2 separate regions of the Homo sapiens genome follow, and region 2 is linked to region 1. A link is an interaction called in ENCODE POLR2A ChIA-PET data of the cell type or tissue named here. Cell type or tissue: IMR-90. All regions are shown on one strand.

Region 1 (8,000 bases):
TGTCCCTGTGCAGGGGTGAAGCCTGACCCGCCGCCATAGTCCCCAGTGTCCACTGGATCCCTGGGGTGGTGCTGGGGAGTTGAGGGGCTGGTGGGGAGCTGCCAGGAGGGAGCTGGAGGGGGGCTCCCCTTTCACTTCCCTTTGGCTGCCTAGGGGGGGACTTTGGGCTCCAGTCTCTCCCCCGGCCCCGGTGGCCATCGGAGTCTGGGGACACTGCATGCCTACTCTGTTCCTATTGTCCTCAAGGTCCCTGGCCCAGCTCACTGCGACCCACGCCCCCCACCCTGGCTGCTCTTTTCTTTCTCCAAAGACTGTGTCCAAATGAGGCCAAGCCCCTCTTGACCTGGGTGACACCTATCCAAGCTGCCTTGGGGGTGCTGTCTGGTGTAGCCCTGGCCCCCACCCCGACCCCTATACCACAGATGAGTATTTTGGGCAATTTCTGCCCAGAACAAAATCTTCCACATTTCTGACCGTGGATGAGGGGACTGGCGGAGTGCCTTCTGTGTGGGGAGGTGGGACTTGCTGGTCCCTCCTCCAGCCACCACCCGAGGCTCAGCCCGTGGGCAGGAGAGAAGGCACCCAGGGTCACAGAGAGAGAGGCCCCAACTTGCCGGCCCCCACCAGGAGGCTGAACCTGCTGGGTCCTGTGACTTCCACCCCCTCCCACTGCAGTGAGGCGTGGCCCCCGCTCTGCTGAGCTGGGAGGGGAGGGCTCCTGGGGGACACCAGGCCAGGCCATCTTGACACGTGACACCCAGGGCATCCCCCGGTCCCGCACAGCTGGGCCCCCCTCTCCCTAGTGCCCCTCACTGCCTGTCCCCACTGGGCCCCTCCAGAGCACCATCCCAGCCCCTTTCTTGGGTGTACAAGCCAGGGCTGGAGTGAGTTTCTGCAGCCCAGCAGGTGAGGAGCGAGGCCTGGGGGCATCTCCTCTGCATCCTCACGGGCCACCTGGGGGCTTGGGAAGGTGGGGACTCCGGCCCCACAGCAGGCCCGTGAGGAGCAGTCCCGGAAGAAGGCAGTGCCCAAGGGAGGGTGTGGGGAGGCTGGCCTTGGCCTGGGTCCCAGGTGGGAGCTGCAGGCAGAATCTCCCCTAACCCACACTAGTGCAGAGGGGTGGCGCCTGCAGGCCTTGGAAGCTGGGAGGGGGAGCTGCGCTACTCCCTAGGCAGCAGCTGTGGCTTGGTTGGGCATAGCGGCTCATACCTGTAAGCCCAGCACTTTTGGAGGGAGAGGCTAGAGGACTGCTTGAATCCAGGATTTCCAGACCAGCCAGGGCAACAGTGAGACCCGTCTCTACAAAAAAATAAATAGCTATGCGTGGTAGTGCATGTGTGTGGTCCCAGCTAGTTGGGAGGCTGAGGCGGGAGGATCAATTTAGCCCAGGACATCAAGGCTGCAGTGAGCTATGATTGCACCACTGCACTCCAGCCTGGGTGACAGAAAACAACAACATGGCCGGGCGTGGTGGCTCACGCCTGTAATCCCAGCACTTTGGGAGGCCGAGGTGGGCAAATCACCTGAGGTCAGGAGTTCGAGACCAGCCTGGCCAGTATGATGAAACCCCGTCTCTATTAAAAATACAAAACATTAGCTGGGCATGGTGGCACGCGCCTGTAATCCCAGCTACTCAGGAGGCTGAGGCAGGAGAATCGCCTGAACCCAGAAAGCAGAGGTTGCAGTGAGCCAAGATCGCGCCATTGCACTCCAGCCCCGGGGACAAGAGTGAAACTCCGTCTCAAACAAAAAAAAAGAAGACAGATGAATTGGTCATGTGGGGAGAGGAGGGAGGGGCGCGGGGCTCTGTGAATGGGGTGGGCAGGAAGGGAAAGGAAGGTCCCACCTTGAGGTGCTGCTGGAATAGAGGAGATGCTGTGTGGTGACCACCTCACACTGCCAGGCCCATCCCAGCCCACCCCTGCAAGTGAAAGGTCATTCAACGTGTTCTCCCTTTCAAGGACCATGAACTCATTAACACTAAGGGATAAACAACAGACGCCAGCACGTGTGTTGGAAAAGGGCACTGTGAGTACCCGAAAGTGGACTGCCCAGGGTGGAAGTTCAGGCACCAGACAGAAGGGCGTGGCATGCAGCGACTTCTTAGGGACGCAGGAACCAACACATGCTCCCTCCAACCCCCCACACCCACTGTCCTGGCTGGCTTGACTTCTGACTCTCCATGGATGTGCGAGCTCTAAGCAGAGACCTTCCACACACACAACCGGCAGACAAGGGTTTCTCTCCTCTGCCTCCCTCACCTTGCTCGTGGCTCCACTGGGATGAGGACAAAATGACTCCATCAAGATCGTGGCTTTGCAATTCCCCAGGAGATGAGAGATGACCCCGGGAAGCAGAGCAGAATTTCACCAGCAGGCTCCTCGGTGCCTAGTGCTGTGCCACTGACAAGTCCTTGGTCATCCTGGAAGGGGCCCCCAATTTCTGCCCTCCCTAAAAGGACTCGGTAGCCCCTCACCTCCAAAACAGCCGTGTTCTTTTAAGGCTCTGTTGAAATACATCCGTTGTCCAAATATGAGCAGTGCTCAAAAACCCAGAGAACTTTCCAAACGCAGGAATTAGAAGTAGCCTTGTGTCAAAAGAACTCCATTCCGGCCAACCTAGGAGGTCTCCCGTATTCGGGGAAGAAGACCGGAGTCAAAGGACTCATCTGTCCTGTGCCAGGGACTGCTGTGAAAGCCCCTCAGAGACCTCCAGGGCCACAGCAGCCCCACCCAGCCCCGCAGTCAGCCTCGGAGACAGCCTGGTTCCCTGTGGCTGACCGCAGGGTGTTCTCAGAGAACCCTGGCTGGACCGCTGCAAAGACCCTGGGGACACTCAGCAGCCCCTGGTGAGTCCCTCTCGACCGAGAGCATCTTGCAGAACAAGCCGTCTGTTTTCACGGCCGTTTCCAGGGGGAGCCCTGCCCACCGCCGTTCATCCTACCCCACTGGACAGGGCATTTACTTCTGAAGCTCCCCGTGGTGAAAAGACAGACCCCCTCCAGGGATTCCAGCCGATTCCCACGCAGGAGTTGGACTCGTGCATGGCTGTGGTGGCGTAGAGCAGGCTGGCAGGGGCAGGCCACGCCGTGTCCCCAGTGCCATGGTCAGTTTCAGCCAGTTATGGCCTTAAGGGAATTTGCACCAAATCTTCCAGTTTCCAAGATAAGTCGGAAGTGAGGCTTTTCCCATAAACTCTCCTGATTTTTTTTCTTGAGACGGAGTTTCGCTCGTTGCCCAGGCTGGAGTGTAGTGGTGCCATCTCGGTTCACCGCAACCTCTGCCTCCTGGGTTCAAGCGATTCTCCTGCCTCAGCCTCCTGAGTAGCTGGGATTACAGGCATGCACCACCACACCCAGCTAAGTTTTTGTATTTAGCAGAGATGGAGTTTCACCATGTTGGTAGGGCTGCTCTTGATCCCCTGACCTCAGGTGATCCACCCACCTCGGCCTCCCAAAGGGCTGGGATTACAGGTGTGAGCCACCGTGTCTGGCCTCCGGTTGGTTTTGCTTTCGATTTTCCAGGCTTAGAGAAGTCATGGGAGGCTCCAGGTTCTTTGTGTCACATTCAAGGTCTGGGGCATGTGGTGATTTCGTAGGCCCACCTCTGGCTCCCCTAGAGTTAGTCCTAGCCCACGTGCACAGCCCCCTTCTTTTTGTAAGATGCCCCTGCGACCAAGGGCTCCAAGCACACCTGGTAGGGCCTCTGCATCTGCCGGAAAACACCTGCACTGCCAGCCCCAGCCCCAGCCCTGCCCTCCCCAAGGCTCCCAGACTGCTCCCACTGGGAGTGGTTCCCACCTGGCCTGGGGCACTTATTAAAAATCAGATCTGGGGCTGGGTGAGGTGGTTCACGCCTGTAATCCCAGCACTTTTGGAGGCCAAGCCAAGAGGATCACTTGAGGCCAGGAGTTCAAGGGCAGCCTGGGCAACATAGCAAGACCTCATCTCTACAAGAAAATTTAAAAAAAATTAGCCAGGTGTGGTGGCGTGCACCTGTAGTCCCAGCTACTTGGGAGCCTGAGGTGGGAGGATCACCTGAGCCCAGGATTTCAAGGCTGTAGTGAGCTATGATTGCATCACTGCACTCTAGTCTGGGGAACAGAGCAAGACCCTATCTCTAAAACACAAATCAGATTCTTTGACCCTCCTCCAGAACAACTGCCTCAAGGGAGAGGCCGGGAACGTGGGTGTTCAGCAAGCACCCAGGGGACGCTTGTGCTCTGGAAGTCCGGGGATCGAGTCTGCAGGCTCCCACTCACGATGTGGGGGGCATGACTAGATGGCACGTAAAAATATATGTGAAAGGAGCTATTTTCATTTTTTTCTGTTTTTTTTTTTTTTTCTTTTGAGGTGGAGTCTTGCTTTGTCTCCAGGCTGGAGTGCAGTGGAGCGATCTCTGCTCACTGCAACGTCCACCTCCTGGGTTCAAGCGATTCTCCTGCCTCAGCCTCCCGAGTAGCTGGGACTACAGGCGCCCGCCACCACGCCTAGCTAATTTTTTGTATTTTAGTAGAGACGGCTGTTTCACCATGTTGGCCAGGATGGTCTCGATCTCTTGACCTCATGATCCCCCCGCTGCACCCTCCCAAAGTGCTAGGATTACAGGCGTGAGCCACCTGCCCAGCCTGTTTTATTTTCAATAACAGCCTTGAGGTATAATTGACACACCAGAACGTCCACATTTCTAAAGCATGCCATTGAGTGGCTTTTGGTACAGTCACAGATCAATCACCATCATCTACCCAGGGAGCTTCCACGATTGTACGTCAGGGCCTCGGCCTCGGCCTCGGCCCAGAGAGTCTGATGGCATGAGGCCAACGAACCTGTGGTTTGCCAGTTTTATTTTACCTGCTGTGCAGCCAGGTATGAGAGCCACAGAACTAGCACAGAGGCACTCCACTGGGACCATGGTGGCCTGTAGGAGACATGAGCACTGGCTGCAAACACTTCCGATTGTCCTAATAAGGGGGCTGCCCTTGGATTCAGTGGGGAGGGCTCAGGGATACTGCTCAGCACCACTGCAGGACAATAACACAGCCCTCAATGTCAACAGTGACCACGCTGAAAAAGCCAGCCCTGCAGGAACCTCAAGTCTCTCCCGTCCTTAATGTGACCACTTGAGACCCCCAGGCCCAGCCCACAGTGGCCCCCAGAAACAGAAATGAGGGTGGTGGGACAGTTTCCCCGGTATTAGTGACGATGTAGGGATGAAGTGTAGGGACAATTCCTAAACTTTGATGTCTATCTGGAACCAGGGGCTCCTGTTCAATCAGTTTCTGATTCGGGGAGTCTGGGCTGCAGCCTCACTCTAACAAGCTCCTGGCTGATGCTGGGGTCCGAACCATGCCTTGAATAGTGAGGGTGTGGTTCACTACAGGCCACCCCAGGGCTCATGGTGTTTAATAAATGGAACTCCCCGCGGGGCGCGGTGGCTCACTCCTGTAATCTCAGCACTTTGGGAGGCCAAGGCAGGTGGATCACTTGAGGTCAGCAGTTCAAGACCAGCCTGGCCAACATGGTGAAACCCCGTGTCTACTAAAAATACAAAAACTAGCCAGGCGTGGTGGAGGGTGCCTGCAGTCCCACCTACCAGGGAGGCTGAGCCAAGAGAATCACTTGAACCTGGGGGGCAGAGGTTGCAGTGAGCTGAGATGGCACCACTTCACTCCAGCCTGGGTGACTGAGTAAGACTCCGTCTCAAAAAACAAAAACAAAAACACAGCACTCACGAGCCTCACACTGTGCAGAGTCCTGGACAGCGCTGCCTCATGCATGGCGGGCACGTGCAGCTACCTCAGCATGTGAGGTGGGAGAGTCCAGGGGCACTCACCCCACTTTGCAGATTACCCCAAAACACTTCTCTCTGCAAAGCATTTTTCCCACCACTGGAAGGCGGCTATGGCAGTTTCCTGAGAATTTTTTTTCCATATCAAAGAATCGAGGAGCTGCAAAGTAAAGACTCAGGAGGCCAGATATGTCCCCCCGTCTCCTCCTGCCACGTTCTCTCCCTCCCCTGCTACCCAGGCACCCCAGGCGGATGCAGGGGGCTAGCTGGCTGGCCAGGATCACCCGTCCTGTGGGCTCCGAAAGGCTATTACAAAGGCAGATTCCTGGGAGGGCCCATTCCTGGGAAGCAAGTGCGGCTTGAGCGGAGGTCACAGCAGCCAGTCGCCAGTGCCAAGCAGCCAGTGAGCAGCTGTCCCAGGTGGGCTCTGTCAACACAGCCTCTGCAGGTTCCAACCAGGAGATGAAGCCAGGCACTGGTGTGGCAAGAGCACCGAGGCACGCTTCCTGAGAGGCACAGTCACATCCCTGGGAGCCAGGAAGGGTCAGTGGGGAGTGTCGGACGCCAGGGGAGCACGGGACTTTCAGAAAGAGAAGATGCTCTTCCACCCAGCCGGCAGGGCCTCCGCCAGGGGCTGGTGCTATCTTAGACAGAGTGGGTGTTGCCCTTGAGGAGCTGTGAGCTGAGTCCCGTGGGGGTGTTGCAGAGGCCCCAGTCTCCCTTCTGCCCCAAGTCCAAGCCCACTCTTGGGGAGCTGTGAGGCTGAGGGTGCATTCTCCCAAAGCTGCTCCAGCTCATCCCAGGCAGCCTCGGGTTGCCAGTCTCCTAAGTGACCCAACATCTGTGCCCCCTTTGCTGGCAGCACTCCGCCCCATCCTTGTCCCCTGCCTCGTCCTCTGCCCCTTGCAAGCTTCCCTGGCTCTGTCTGCCCTCTGCCCAGAGGCCCTGCCCTACCCAGTGTGTGCTGGAGGCCGGGCTCAGAGGGTCCAGCCTGTGCCCAGCCACTGGAGCCGAGACCGAGAAAAGTCCTGAGATGAAACCCAGGACAACAGAAGGCAGGTGTGAGCCCTGCGAACTCCTAACTGGGCGCCGGGATCTGTCCAGCCAAGCAGGGGCAGGGGTGGGCCGACAGGATGGGGACCCAGGCCAGGAACTAACTTCACAGGAAAAGCCCTGGGTGGGCAGGAAGATTCCAGAGCACGCTGTGGCTGACAAGGGCTACAGGCAGCAGTGTGGAGCCGGGGAGGCTCGGGGTGGCCCTGTCTTCTGGGCGGCGGCCCCCAGAACCAGCTGGCAGCAAGCCTCGTATACAAGGTAAGACCACAGAGCCTGGCAGTGGTTTGGAATTCGTTCTTCTCTTTTGTTAAAAGGGGGAAAGGAAGTGGATGCGGGTACCCCCAGGTGCAGGGGAGGCATGCAGGCAGCCCCAGCAGGCAGGCGCTGGGAGGCGGTGGGAAGAGTCCTGGAGTTTCCCACAATCCTTTTCTCTGCAAGGAACAGCAACGCTGGCTGACGAGGGGGTGGGGAGGAGGCAGGGCCCTGGGGAGGGGGCGGCGGGCAGGGGGCTGGGGGCTCACACTAACATGCAAAGTCCAGCTGCCCCAGGAACTAGGTTGCTTCTGAAGAGCGACACACGTAGAAATACACAGACACGGCCACGCGCACACATGCGGAGAGGCTCTGCATTCCCTAGGGTGGGGGTCGAGGCCTGCCGGCCCCCAAGGAGCTCCAAGCCAGGGATCAGCAATGTCTCTGCCAGGGTGGTCCTCCACGGCACCCCTGGGCTGGGCTGGGCAGGTGCGTCTTCGAAGGAAGGCTGCGTGGTCTCTGAAGTTCTGTCCGCCAGGCACCCAGGCCGCGCTGAACCACTCCATGTGCCGGGGCCGCTGGGGCCATGACCTTGCGTGTGGGCAGCTGCGTGTTCTGGCACCAGACGTGTCCCTGCCTGGCTAGAGTCCGCGCTCTCCCCTCCAGGGCTCCGGGGAACAAGGGGTGCAGACAGAAAAGGGGTGAAGGGGGCCCGCAGAGACGTCCTCTCCCCCGCCCCACGGGGTCCTGGCCTCCGGGAGGGGGGAGGGGCCTCCCTTATCTCTCTGCCTCCATGGCAGGGTGGGCCCTGGGTTCTGAGGTGGCCTGTTGGGGGGCCAGGGGTGGCCAGTCTGAAGCCGGAGAAGGGGGTGTTGGAGTCCACAGGGGCGGCTGTGGCTGGTGGTG
Region 2 (8,000 bases), 140 kb before region 1:
GGCAGGCAGCATAACTTTTTTTGCTACATTGTATTTAGGGCCCAGCATACTGGTAAATTGTCAAAGAAATGCTTCAGTCAATGGATAGAATGAATTTTTGTGCCTGGGGGTGCCAGAGCCAGGGTGGGGAAGTAAAAAAATAAAAACTGTGATGGTAGTCACACAAACCTAAATGTGTTGAATTGAAATTCACAGAACTGCTGGGCTCAGTGGCTCATACCTGTACGATAATCCCAGCTACTCAGGAGGTTGAGGTGGAAGGATCACTTAAGCCTGGGAGGTGAAGGCTGCAGTGAGCTATGACTGTGCCACTGCACTCCAGCCTGGGCAACAGAGCGAGACCTTGACTCTTTAAAAAAAAAAAAAAAAAAAAAAAAAATTGGCCAGGCGCGGTGGCTTATGCCTGTAATCCCAACACTTTGGAAGGCCGAGGCGGGCGGATCACGAGGTCAAGAGATCGAGACCATCCTGGACAATATGGTGAAACCCCGTCTCTACTAAAAATACAAAAATTAGCTGGACGTGATGGTGCATGCTTGTAATCCCAGCTACTCGGGAGGCTGAGGCAGGAGAATCACTTGAACCCAGGAGGTGGAGGCTGCAGTGAGCTGGGATCGTGCCACTGCACCCCAGCCTGGGTGACAGAGGGAGACTCCGTCTCAAAAAAAAAAAAAAAAAAAAAAATCGGAGCTGCCATGGACCACAAACTCTCAGGCAAATAACTGGTCTCTCGGCCTCTGACCCTCTTCTCTGTGACCCACCCCAGCAAGCAAGGTGGGTTGTTTCTCCTTCAGTTTTGCTTCCCAGCAGTGTCCAATTACTGTGCGTTGTGGACCACAGCTCTGCCACATCCGATTTTCCTTTTTCCAACCTGTTTGAAGTTCACCTGTGTCCAGGATGGTACCCCAAGGCCGGCTCCTTCCAGGACAAGGATGAGGAGAGAAAGGGAGAAGCCCATATCTCCCCCGCCTCCCTGCAGAGCCTGTCTCCAGTTCACATGTGCAGATGGCCTCACTAGCTCTGGAGATGAAAGGGGTGTGTCAGAAGCTCGGCTCCTGGGGCTCCTCTGTGTCCTGTGCTATGTCCCCGTCTGTGAATGAATTTCAAATGTGGGAACAGAGGCTGCTGGTCAGAGCTGTTCTGCTAGCTGAGGTCAGAACAGGCCACTTCACACCTGTCTGACTAAACACGTTTAGGTCACTCGTCCCAGTCACCAAGTGATCCCTTCAGCCTTGGACCCTCCCTTACTGCTGTGTTGGTACAGCCCTGGAGCCACCCCTTACTGCTGTGTTGGTACAACCCCGGGTCCCCTCACTTACTGCTGTGTTGGTACAGCCCTGGACCCCCCCCCCCCGCTCCAACTTACTGCTGTGTTGGTACAGCCCCGGACCCTCCCCAACCACTTACTGTTGTGTTGGTACACAACTACCACCCCAACCCAAGTCCTGGAAGCAGAGTCCTCTTCTCCTGGAAGCCATCTGGGAGAACAATGGCTTTATTCAGATGTTGGTGCCTCTGCCCCTCTGGTGCCCCCGATCCCCACAAGGGGCCGCGAGGCGGGCAGGTCACAGCAGGTTGAAGTCCCCTTTGTGCTGTTCCAGCCACTGGTCCAGCGTCAGGGCCTTGGGGTTGAGTCTCAGGGTCAGCTCGATGTCACGGTCGGGTCTCAGGGCATAGAAACGGAACATGTTGGCCAGGTCCCGGGCACCGGGAAAGCCAAGCTTTTCGTAGTCCTCAGGAGTCATCTGGAAGCAGAGGAGCCTGTCGTGGCCGGCGTCCTCCAGTGCCCCGGGAGGTGGCGGGGCAGGGAGGCCGGATGGGCTGGGGTCTCCCGACCTGCTACACCCAGAGCCACTATTGTCTCGGTCCCTGACCCAGGTCCTCCGTACAAGGTCATTTGAAAACTTCTAAGAGCCGAAAGTTCAGAAACTGCTGCTCTCCTGAGCTGCCTGACATTGTAGATCAGTTTAAAGATTGTTCTTGGCCAGATGCTGTGGCTCATGCCCGTAATCCCTGCACTTTGGGAGGCTGAGGCAGGCAAATCTCTTGAGGCCAGGAGTTCGAGACCAGCGTGGCCAACACGATAAAACCCCGTCTCTTTCAAAAATACAAAAATTAGCCAGCCTGGTGGTAGGTGCGTGTAATCCCAGCTACTTAGGAGGCTGAGACAGGAGAATCGCTTGAAACCAGGAGGTGGAGGTTGCAGTGAGCTGAGATCACCCCACTGTACTCCAGCCTGGGCAACAAGAGTGAGACCCTGTCTCAAAAATGAATAAATAAAAAGACTATTATTTTCAGATCATGAGACGAAAATATCTCAGTCCCTTCCAAATCAGAGACCTGCCTGCATCACTTTCTTTCTCAAAAACCAAAGCTTGACCAGACACAGTGGCTCACACCTGTCATCCCAGCACTTTGGGAGGTGGAGGTGGGAGGATCGCTTGAGCCCAGGAGTTAGGCCCACCACGCCGGGCTAATTTTTTGTATTTTTAGTAGAGACGGGGTTTCACCGTGTTAGTCAGGATGGTCTCGATTTCCTGACCTTGTAATTGCCCGCCTCAGCCTCCCAAAGTGCTAGGATTACAGGTGTGAGCTACCGCGCCTGACCCAACTTTCGTCTTTTAAGGACTCCAGTGTTTCCCAGATTCTTTTTTTTTTTTGGAGTTGGAGTCTCGCTCTGTCGCCCAGTCTGGAGTGCAGTGGCATCTCGGCTCGCTGCAAACTCTGCCTCCTGAGTTCAAGCGATTCTCTTGCCTCAGCCTCCCAAGTAGCTGGGATTACAGGCGCCTGCCACCACACCCGGCTAATTTGTTTATTTTTAGTAGAGATGGGGTTTCACCCTGTTGGCCAGGCTGGTCTCAAACTCCTGACCTCAGGTGATCCACCTGCCTCGGCCTCCCAAAGTGCTGGGATTACAGGCGTGAGCTACTGCACCCAGCCTCCCAGATTCTTTAATGAGTATGTCTTACTTTCCTAATGGTAATGACAAACATTAGAAACCAGGTACCCAAGAGTCTGTCCAGTAGGCCTCCTGCCCACCCAGCCAGGCCAATGGGGGCAGGGGTCGGCCCTATCTTTCTAGCCTCTTTCCCTTTAAATCCCCTCCCACAGGGGAGGGGTCGGGTCTATCTTTCCAGACTCTTTTCTCTTCAAATTCCCTCCCACAGAGGAGCCCGGCAGGGCCTGCATTTTCACCCCTCCTTGCCTTGGCTCCTATGGCCCTCTCCTCCTGGAAGCTTTTCTCTCTATTTGGTCAAAACATCTAAGCCAGAAATTTCACTCTGTGGCCAGTTAGCTCCTGGAACAGCAGAAAATAAACGTTGACGATGAACGAATGAATTTAGATGTACTGCCCAGAGGTGTGGGCAGCCCTGGACACACCCTCCCTACGGGAGCTAGAAAGCCCTGACAAGGATGCCTGAGTCACCTGGGGCGGGAGGCCCACCTTGGCATCGTGCACGACCTTGCGGGTGTGCTTGGTGAGCAGGGCAGCGTACTCCTCGGCCGTGTGCCTGCAAGTGCTCAGCCCGATGTTCTGGCCGACGTATTTTTCTGGCATCTTCAAAAGGCTGAGCACCACAGGACCCAGGTCAGACACGGACATGCCATCCATGGGAACGTCACCTGTGGGCAAGCCTGTGGGGCAGAGACGTGAGCTGGTATATGTCCCGAGGGCAGACAGGGGCAGGGACAGAGCCCCTCTCCAAAGGGTCCAAGCTGGTTCTTCCCAGCAGTCAGCTGCACACTCCAGCACTCGGGCATAGCTAAGACAAGTCTTGCTATTTGTGGTAGCACAGAGGCAGCAGTGGAATTGAGTCAGGAAACGGGATGGAATCCGGGTACTGCCACCTAGGGCAGGCTGTTGAGGCTCTCTGAGCCTGGGTTGCTGCATTCCTAGAATGGGGCTAAGAACCTGGGCCTGCCCAGCTCTCTCAGCGCTAGGATGACAGAGAAGGGACAAAGGAAAAGGACTCTGAAAGCTGCTACAGAGAGTGTGGCTGGAGCCCAGGGTCTCCGCTAATCTGGAGGCACCAGCCTGAAGTACTCTGTCATATCCTAGATTCCTGGAAGCTGGAACGTCCACCTCTGAGTAGATACTCCAAATACCAACTCACTTACCAGGAATCCTGATTAACCAGACACCAACGGCTGGCCTAGAGCAGCACGTCCATGATAAATGCTTCATAAATCCTGAATGAATGAATGACTCGCAAACTTCCAGGCTGAGGTTTTGTAGATGGGGAGGCTGGCAACTGTCTGGGTGTGGCCTGTGGAATGCTTGGGTCCTATCCTCCTTACCTAGAGACAGGGGCCAGTGCAGCTTCCTGTTCAGATCACCTGGGAGCTCGAGGGCACAGAGCGCACAGACCGGAGCAGGAGATATCCCTGACTGCAGGTTTTTTTTTTTTTTTTTTTTTGAGATGGAGTCTCGCTCTGTCGCCCAGGCTGGAGTGCAGTGGCGCAATCTTGGCTCACCACAAGCTCCACCTCCCGGGTTCACACCATTCTCCTGCCTCAGCCTCCCGAGTAGCTGGGACTACAGGCGCCTGCCGCCACACCCGGCTAAGTTTTTGTATTTTTAGTAGAGACAGGGGTTTCACCAAGTTAGCCATGATGGTCTCGATCTCCTGAACCTCGTGATCCGCCCTCCTCGGCCTCCCAAAGTGCTGGGATTACAGGCGTAAGCCACCGTGCCCGGCCTTTTTTTTTTGAGACGGGGTCTTGCTCTGTCACCCAGGCTGGAGTGCAGTGCCACGATCTCGGCTCACTGCAACCTCTGCCTCCTGGGTTCAAGCGATTCTTCTGCCTCAGCCTCCCGAGTAGCTGGGATTACAGGCGTGCACCACCACGCCAGGCTGGCTAATTTTTGTATTTTTAGTAGAGATGGGGTTTCACACCATGCTGGCCAGGCTGGTCTCAAACTCCTGAACTGGTGGTCTGCCCACCTCGGCTTCCCAAAGTGCTGGGATTACAGGCGTAAGCCACTGCGCCTGGCCAGCTTTGCAAACTATAATAAATGGTGGTACCAAAGGGCTACTGTTACCACCAGACTTGGCCCGCCAGGTGAGCAGGACTCCCATGGGCTGGGCCCTTATGCGAGGGTGACCTGGCATTCAACCAGAGGGTAAGGAGTGGCCAGCCAGAGGCACCAACCCCTCCTGCCCTGATCACTGAGTGACCAGCAGGACACAGGTTGGGTGAGCCTTGTTCCCAGCCAGGGCCAGTGCACCTAACCTGTTTATAGCCCCAATGGGCACTGAGAAGAAAGAGCTTTCCTAGTTTGTGAAATCTGCAACTGAACTTCATTTTCCAAATCCTCTCCTCGTCTTTGGTTTTTTTGTTTTGTTTTGTTTTGTTTTGTTTGTTTTGAGACGGAGTGTTGCTCTTGTCGCCTAGGCTAGAGTGCAGTGGCACAATCTCAGCTCACTGCAACCTCCACCTCCTGGGTTCAAGCGATTCCCCTGCCTCAGCCTCCCTAGTAGCTGCCAGTACAGGTGGGTGGCACCACGCCCAGCTAATTTTTGTATTTTTAGTAGAGATGGGGTTTCACCATGTTGGCCAGGCTGGTCTCCCCGCCTCAGCCTCCCAAAGTGCTGGGACTACAGGCATAAGCCACAGCGCCCGGCCCTCCTCATCTTTGAAGGAGAACTGACAATCACTAGGTCCTCTCTGTAAAGCCTTCCAATGGACCAAGCGAATATCGTGTCACCACCATCTCAGCAGATCTTGCCACCCCTGCAAACATTGGTATAGAGCCCATCTCACAGAACAGGAAGCTGAGGCCCCGCAAGCTGACAGGATGTGCTCAGTCCTGGGCCTAACGTGAGGGAGCCACGGCTTGAACCTGGCACCACGTGACAGCGGCCCGCGGTCTGTTACACCAACGGCTTTACAGGGTGAGAGCTCTGCCTCACCGTGTGCGAGAAAGGGCACTTACTCAGCAAGTAGCTCTTTCCGTCTGGGGCTTTCTGGGGCAAGAAGTGGGAGAGGAGGTTCTCAAAATAGCAGGGCAGCCGCACACTGGTCATGGGAACGCCAATGTCCCGGAAATATTCCTCCACCTCCCCTTTGCCGTCAAAGTGCGCGGCGGCCAATCTCCCTGCCGTCAGCTTCTTGATGTTCTCCAGGCCGCTGTAGACCACATAGTGGAGGCCCAGGCGCCTGGCCAGATCAGCGAGCAGCTTCCCCTGGAGGGCAGGGAAGGAGAGATCACAAGGCTCAGAAGAAGGATGTCTGTCCCTGGTCACAGCCCCAGCATTCTAATCCCGGAGCGGCCACCATCTGCGAGGTTAACATCTAGACCCCACTTACCCTTGAGGAGGCCCCCTCTCCTGGAATGATGTTCACACATGACACCACGCCCGTAAACACAGCCCCGGAAGCCTTCTACCAGCCACTGACTCTGGCCCACCATGTGCAACATAGGACGGGGGGGCAGGTCGGCTGCAGGGGGACGGCCTGCATGGAGGTCTAAAGGAGAATGCACACGTCCCATCTCTGCTGGTGTGAGAACACCCTGCCCATGGAGCTCAGCCATCTTCCTTGGAGAGCCCTGGGAGGCTATACAGAGGCACCACAGCTGCCTAGGTTCAAATCAGGCTCTGCCATGTACGAGCAGTGTGACCCCAGAGAAGTGATGGCACCATCCTGACCTCGCTGGTAAAATGCAGATGACAACACTACCTACTGCATGAGGTGACGCAGAGATTCGGACGGTGGCCTCCAAAAAGATATGCCGCATCCTCATTCCTGAAAACTGTGAATGTGACCTTATTCGGAAAAAGGGTCTTGGCAGATGTAATTACGTGAAGGATCTTGAGATGGGAACATCCTGCACTAACTAGATAGGCGCTAAATCCAGTAACCAGGGTACTTATAAGAGACGGGAGAAGAGACAACACCTGGAGAAGGCCATGCGAAGAGGGAAGCGGAGATTGGAGCTTTGTGGCCACAAGCCCAGGAACACCTGGAGCCATGAGAAGCCAGAAACAGTGAAGAAGGATTTCCCTCAAACCCCTTGTTTTGTTTTGTTTTTTAAGATGGACTCTCACTCTGTCACCCAGGCAGGAGTGCAGTGGCGTGATCTCTGCTCACTGCAGCCTCCGCTTCCTGGATTCAAGCAATTCTCCTGCCTCACCCTCCTGAGTCGCTGGGACTACAGGTGCCCGCCACCATGCCTGGCTAATTTTTGTATTTTTTGTAGAGACAGGGTTTTGCTGTGTTGGCCAGGCTGGTCTTGAACTCCTGACCTTAAGTGATCTGCCCACCTCAGCCTCCCAAAGTGCTGGGATTACAAGCATAAACTACCACGCCTGGCCTCCAAGACTCTGGAGAGAGGGTGACATTGCTGACACCTTGATTTTGAACTTCTAGCTTCTAGAATATCAGAGAATCGATTTCTGTGGTTTTTGTTTTTGTTTTTGAGACAGAGTCTAGCTCTGTCGCTCAGGCCGGAGTGCAGTGGCACAATCTTGGCTCACTGCAACCTCCGCCTCTTGGGTTCAAGCAATTCTCCTGCCTCAGCCTCCTGAGTAGCTGGGATTACAGGCGCCCACCACCATGCCCAGCTAATTTTTGTATTTTTAGTAGAGACAGGGTTTCACTGTGTTGGCCAGGATGGTCTCAAACTCCTGACTTCAAGTGATCTGCCCGCCTCGGCCTCCCAAAGTGTGGGGATTACAAGCATGAGCCACTGTGCCCAGCTGATTTCTATGGTTTTAAGCCACGTGGATTGTGGTCCTTTTTCGTGACAGTACCAGGAAGCCCACAGGGAATCATCAGGATTAGAAATAAGATCTGCTGGGCTGGGCGCAGTGGCTCATGCCCGCAGTCCCAGCACTTTGGGAGGCCGAGGCAGGCGGATCGCCTGAGGCCGGGAGTTAGAGACCAGCTTGACCAACATGGAGAAACCCCGTCTGTACTAAAAATACAAAAAAATTACCAGGGCATGGTGACGCATGCATGTAATCTCAGCTATTCGGGAGGCTGGGGCAGGAGAA

The links. Peaks named below come from ENCODE experiments on the same cell type or tissue, not always from the same donor. Only the 100,000 strongest peaks of a DNase experiment are listed, where the experiment ranks them.
Region 2: POLR2A ChIA-PET joins it to region 1 with 6 read pairs; 17 of 35 experiments call an interaction of 5 or more read pairs at or near these places.

What each region holds. Positions count from the first base shown.
Region 1 is chr16:4,601,762-4,609,761 of GRCh38, forward strand. It overlaps UBALD1 (UBA like domain containing 1), which reads right to left. Exons shown (of 3, transcript NM_145253.3): 3 at 7,123-8,000. The coding sequence ends at 7,872. Among named protein-coding and RNA genes, the nearest start is that of UBALD1, 9.1 kb to the right of the region's middle. In IMR-90, no CTCF peak of the experiment used is centred here; no DNase peak of the experiment used is centred here.
Region 2 is chr16:4,460,215-4,468,214 of GRCh38, forward strand. It overlaps NMRAL1 (NmrA like redox sensor 1), which reads right to left. Exons shown (of 6, transcript NM_020677.6): 4 at 5,939-6,188; 5 at 3,446-3,636; 6 at 1,480-1,745. The coding sequence ends at 1,566. Among named protein-coding and RNA genes, the nearest start is that of NMRAL1, 10 kb to the right of the region's middle. RefSeq lists an enhancer at 5,816-6,317. In IMR-90, no CTCF peak of the experiment used is centred here; a DNase peak (open chromatin) is centred at 4,127; H3K27ac peaks cover 808 bases.